Linked DNA regions of Homo sapiens: region 2 is linked to region 1. A link is a contact called in ENCODE Hi-C or POLR2A ChIA-PET data. All regions are on one chromosome and are shown on one strand. Each heading gives the region's core, a stretch centred on a gene start or an enhancer-like site at or near the end of the contact. The rest is flanking DNA. Distances are from core to core; before and after follow the strand shown. Region 1 overlaps IGF1R (insulin like growth factor 1 receptor). Region 2 holds the start of TARS3 (threonyl-tRNA synthetase 3).

Region 1 (2,880 bases), core at 273-2,772:
GGCCTCAAGCTATCTTCTCCAGTCGGCCTCCCAAAGGGCTGTGATTACAGGCGGGAGCCACAGCGCTCAGCCTAAAAATAACTCTTTAGCCAAAAGAAAGTTTTAAAAAATTGTCTGTTGTATTCTTTGATTTTACTCTATGTGGTCTTTTCTATTATTTTTAAAATAAAAAAGATTTATACTCCTCAAGTGTAACATTTTATCAAATCTCATGCTTCTGTTTGATGAAACCGAATGGCTAAATTTTTTAAATATCATGCAATCCATCCCAGTTTGTAATTTTATTATGGCCCTCACACAAGAGCGTGCAAGCTATACTAAGCTTCCTGTGGCCCTCGTTTTTCCTCACTGATATTTGTAACTCATTCCAAATTAAATTTTAGGAGTCTGAAATGTAGCTGTTATATTTGGGAGATGTGAAGAAAAGAATCGTAGGCATCTCAGTAGGCTAGGTATCAGATCACACATGCTTGCTGGACCAAAGAGGACTCCTTACAGTAGGATACATGATTCTGAGTTAGTTTGTGTACTAAGTATATACTATATAGCTTTTGAAGGGGAGACGGGCACAGAATTCACAATATCATGCACTAAGGGTTATTTTGTGTTTGCAGTTTCCAGATGAATGTTTTAAAGTTGGCTGCAGAATACAGCGAGATAGGTAAAATCTATTTGAGTATTACTTACAGACCCCAAAGGATATCCCAAAGGATATGTTGGACTAATTCCTAAAATATCCTGTAAGTCATTGCAGGTACAGGCGTGGATCTGGGTTTGGAAACGCCGCCTGGATCGCTGGCTGGGCTCCTGCAGCCGCCAAGGAGGGGCTGGCTGGAGGTGGGGCTCGGCGTGCATAGCGGCCACGTGACTGCGCCCCGGCCACGCCCACCGTCCCTCACGTGGTCCCAGGCCACGCTGGGCTTCGGCATGTGCTAAAGTGGATAGAAAAGGGAGTGGGGCCCGGGCGTGGCTTTGTGGTTTGGGAAGATATGAACTCCTTGGGGTTTTTTTCTCTTTTAATTCTTTAATTTTGATATTTGGAAATGCGTAAAAGGTTTTTCATTTGTCCTTGACCACGTGGTCCAAACCTCAATTTCCCTAGCAGAACGCGGTTTCGATCACTGGTGGATCCGTCTCACAGCACCAGTCATGCTGCCTCGCTGGGAAGTGGAGGGCTCAGGATTCCCGTGGTTCACGATCCATTTTATGTTGGAAGGAAATCATTTTGAACTATCTCAGTACACACCCTAGTGTATCTTTAAACCTAATTGAGTGTTGATGGAAAATCTGCGGTCCGAGAACCGTAAGAAAAGGGGGCTCCCACCTCCCGCTCTGGGGTCGCCACTTGCCTCGCAGGCAGGAGGAGGCTCCCAGAGTAGATACAACTTGCCCGTCACCCGGATGGGTTGGTAGTGCACATATGCACGGGGCGCAGTTTAAAATGAAAGTAAAAGATGCAAATGTGTTTGCAAAAGAAAAATTAACATAGGATACGTGCGGGCGTTCTCAGTTGAACTCGGTCTTACTGTTCCACGCGAGCACCCCATGACTCAGAGCCCAAATCTCAGCGGAACAGCCCAGGACGCTCCTGCCGTCCACAGGAAGACGCCTCTGTCTCTGTCCCCCGCCGCCACCACACAGATGCACGTACTCTCTTCACTTCCGTGTACCCAGTAAATGCAGATCCTGATTTAAATCTGCAGCACGCTGCTTTCTTCCCATTGCATGTGGGAAGCTTCAGGTTCTCTTCGGTTTATTTTCTCATCACCTTTATTAAAATGCAGTAAAGCAAGGAGTATATTAATGCGGGCCTCTGCAAATAGAGGGAATTTATTGAAAAGCAGAATGGCTTGAAAGATTGAACTTCATCTTAAAAATCAGAAACAGACTCTTGTTATTAATAGCTTTAGAAACGAAAATCTAACTTCTGATAAATTATTTCAGAGGAGTGGTTCAAACGTGTAGTAGATAGCTCTGCCTGGTCATCAATTATAGTGACGTCCTTGCATCAGCTCCAGAAACTCAGAATATTCATGAGCTTTCCAGTCTGACTCAGACCTTCAGGAGCCATGAAATTTTCCTGTTGGGATGAGAGGAAGCGCTGGCGGTCGTTTCGGCAGCTTAATGAAACCAGAAATAGATAAGCACGAGTGAGGGGTGATGTCCGCTTGTTTGCTCCCATCATGTTGTTTTTAATGTGTGAAAGTGAAAGTTTTAAAAGTCATACTAAATGTGTGATCCTTTTTAGAATTCACTGGGTACGGGTACGTGGAGGAAGTGTTTTTGTTTTTGTGAATTTGTTTAAACAAATGACTGAGGCTTTGTTTTCCACTCTGTCTGGCCAAGCACCATTGCTACACTTTTTTAAATTCATGACATCCTGAGCAGTGAAGCTGTTCTTCAGCCCGCCTCTCCATTTGTGACTGGAAGACAAGGAGGCAGACACCAATGGCGCCTCTCACAATGGAGGTTTATTTTTTTTTAATCTAACGGAGGGATTGTAGATGGTGTAAAACTTCCTTGTGCCAGGAGAGAAAGGGGGAGAGAGAGAGAGAGAGAGAGAGAGAGAGAAATAACCCATTCTAAACAACTTTAGGAATAGATGATCCGTAGGCATCAACTTTGCGCAGCAACAAAAGCCACTTTCTGAACCTCGTTCTGTGAAGTTTTAAAACAAATTGGGTTTGTTTAATTAAAATATTTCTTAAAGGCAAAAAGCACTGAGCTAATTTTTAAGAATTTTAAGTTATATATTAATATGAGTAGTGATTTATAATTTTCTGTTGAAATACATAAATTCGAGAAGCCCCACCCCTACCACTTGCCAGTCTTGAGTCCCCACGGCTCCTTTGCCTAGGTCTAAAGTCACTGCTTGCACAC
Region 2 (2,880 bases), core at 156-2,655, 2.9 Mb after region 1:
TATTGTTTCCACAGCAACAACTTACCTCGCTGTCAGCCTCGCTTTCCTTCATTTTCTTCTTTTTCATGTCCTTGTCTTGGCTTTGACTAGGAGGAGGCTGAAAGATAAATTATAAATGACTCACATCAATGGCAAGAAAAAGCAACACATTTTAAGAAGAGAGTCATGCCAGCAGGCTGCAAGTGCCCCGTGTTTAGAGGCTCATAGCTGGGCTCTCCTGACCACCAGCTACAGCTCTCAGTGGGCAAGTCATTCTCCAGGGTTCAGTCCTTCCTGTCACACTGTTGCTAAGCACATTTAATATATTGTGCTCTTGAAAACCTTTTGTCCTGAACTTTAAACAAATAATGTGGCTGGAAAATGTGTGGTTGCTGCCCGCCACATCAAATGCACTATTTCCTGAAGATGTTGCTAGTTCACCGCAGCTGTCCTTCCTAAAGGACTGCAGAACATCTCAGCCTGAGAAGCTTCAGGACTCAGAAAGTATGATGTTAAAAGAAGATAATTTATCCTTTCTACAAATCATAAAATACTGTATTAAATAAAAATGTTAAATATACAGCTATCCTCTCAAGATGAACCACCAAAACAAGAGCACAAAAAGCGAAAACTTCTCGTCCAAAAAAAACCCAACAACAAAAAAGAACCAGAGGGAATGAGAGTTTACATACGCAGCTGTTAGTCTTTCTGACCAAGGAAAGAATGAGTTTTAAACACTCCAGCATTTTTTCAAACAAATGAAAACACTATTTCTGCTACTGAAAAAGATGCGTGGCAGGCTCTTTAATGGACGAATTGAGAAATCAACAGCATTTGGTTAAGTCTGGCGACTGCTGGAAATCCGGCGGCTCCCCAGGCCACACGGGACCACCGAGCAGGGCAGGGCGGGCCAGCCGCAGGGCACTGGGAGGGCACTCCCCCGGGGCGCCCCCGCACCTGCCCCCGCAGTTGAAAACCTTTCGGTGCGCACCGTCTCGGCCCGCCCCGCCCGCGTCCTCTCCAGTGTCCCCACCGCCCGGTTACCTGTGCGCCGGCCTCCTGCGCCGCCTCTAGCTCCGCGCTCTCCAGCGTGGCCTGGCGGCTCCGCTCCTCGGCGAGGCACAGCCGCAGGCTGCACAGGCGGTGGCGCAGGTCGCAGTTCTCGGCCCGGAGCTGCGCCACCTCCCGCGTGAGGCACGGCCCCTCCGCCTGGCAGCTGTAGGGCGCGTTCAGCTGCTCGTCCCTCAGGCGCTCGACCTCCGACCACAGCCAGCGGATGTCCTCCTCCTGCCGCTCCAGGCGCGACGCCACGGCCTCCGCCGCCAGGGCCTCGGCCGCCATCGCGGCCTCCCTCAGGCACCGACGCCGAGCGGGGTGCCCGCGACTGCGGCGAGGGCGACGCGGACACTCAGCGCACGGCAGAAGACAGGGCTCCCGGGAGGGGCGGGGCGATGGGGCGGGGACGGAGCCATGGGGCCTCGTTGGAGCCGAGGCCTACACGTTGCAGGGGCGGGGCGCTGGGCGGGGAGGGGCGGGGCCTAGGCCAGATACCCTGCAGGGGCGGGGCGGGGCGGGGCGGGGCCTGAGGCCAGATACCCTGCAGGGGCGGGGCGGGGCGGGGCCTGAGGCCAGGCCCACCTTAGGGTCACGGGCAGTGGGGAAATGGGGTCTGAAGGGCCTCCCCTGCCTTTCGAGGCCTGTCTAGAGGCTATTGGCAGTAGTTTTTAGTCCGTTGAAACGAAAATCTTCCAAAACCTTGCAAAAAGGCCATCGTCTGCGTTCTCCAAAAAGGCTTCACCCTTTCTTCCTCTTGAATTCTGGCAGTCACCATTCTTTTGCCTTGCAAACAGGTTCTAAAAAGTGGCCATTCATTATAAATGGACTTTCTGGCCTTTCGTGCCAAACTTGCCCAAGTACTGAGGCCTCTGGGCCAGGGCATATAGAAAATCGCTGTGAAATCTAAATCCGACCAGCACGAAATTACTGGCTCCTTGAGTCTAGGGCAAATGCCACATATATCTTTGTATCCCTCTTAACCATGAGCGTGAAACTTCCTGGAGCAGGAACAGAAATTGATTTTTATCACTATTCTTAGGGCTTAGGATGTGACAAACACTGTTCTAAACTCTGTAACAGTAGTAACTCCTTTAATCTTCATAACAGGAGATACTGTTATATCCGCTTATAGCTGGAGAAATTGAAGCACAGTGAGACTGTGTTACTTGACTAAGGTCACACAGCCACTACATGACAAAGGGGGAATCAAACTCAGATAGTCTGATGCCAGTTTCTACACACTTAACACTAGTACTTTTCAACTTTGGCAGAATTTAATTGAGCATGTCATATAATGTGATACAGGTAATAATGCCCTTATAAGAGTCCTGAAGTGGAAGAGCTTAGCTTGGACTGGTGTGGTTTGAGAAAGGGAGAAAATTTTGAGAAAGGGGAAAAGGTTTATTTTGCTCTGGAAAATAAAGGTTGGGAGATGTTAGCAAGGAGGAAAAGCAGGTAAATTCCACTCCAGGAGCAGAATCAGTGCAGGAGAAGGAGCGGAGGGGGACAAGCTCATTGGATTAAGCTAAGTGGAATCCCAAACAGCACCCAGGAGGAGATTCCATGAAGTATGTTGCTAACCAATATCACTGTATCTTTTTTAGTCCTTCCTCAGGAAGCCTCTGGATACAGTTACATAGGACCCACTGACTCCTCATTATTCATCATTTCTCAATCCACTGCCATGGAGTTTCTGCTTCTGCCATTCTGTCATGACCAACACATCACTGAATGTCATGGACCCACTTAAGCCACCCCAGAATTTCCTCGGGACCCTCTGGAATTTGTCTCTCTTGGGTCTCCATTCCCAATACCTAGGCAACCACCAGTCTGCTTCCTGTCACT

The links. A loop is a pair of places that touch in the nucleus more often than their neighbours do. ChIA-PET counts read pairs that join two places held with the same protein, here RNA polymerase II (POLR2A). Pooled maps may share reads with other maps.
Region 2: a map with no recorded cell type shows a loop between it and region 1 (14-fold over the local background). The contact joins the promoter of TARS3 here to the enhancer-like site in region 1. A Hi-C loop is called at or near these places in 1 of 37 single-sample maps with no recorded cell type and 6 of 50 pooled maps. POLR2A ChIA-PET finds 5 or more read pairs at or near these places in 1 of 52 experiments (activated CD4-positive, alpha-beta T cell).

The regions. Positions count from the first base shown.
Region 1 is chr15:98,864,614-98,867,493 of GRCh38, forward strand. All of the region lies in intron 2 of IGF1R (insulin like growth factor 1 receptor), which reads left to right. Among named protein-coding and RNA genes, the nearest start is that of MIR4714, 82 kb to the left of the region's middle. Within about 2 kb of position 1,523, at least 34 of the 41 ENCODE cell types and tissues checked have a DNase peak (open chromatin) inside an H3K27ac peak, as active enhancers do.
Region 2 is chr15:101,723,068-101,725,947 of GRCh38, forward strand. TARS3 (threonyl-tRNA synthetase 3) reads right to left here and starts at 1,406. Exons shown (of 19, transcript NM_152334.3): 1 at 1,024-1,406; 2 at 26-97. The coding sequence starts at 1,320. RefSeq lists a silencer at 802-1,691.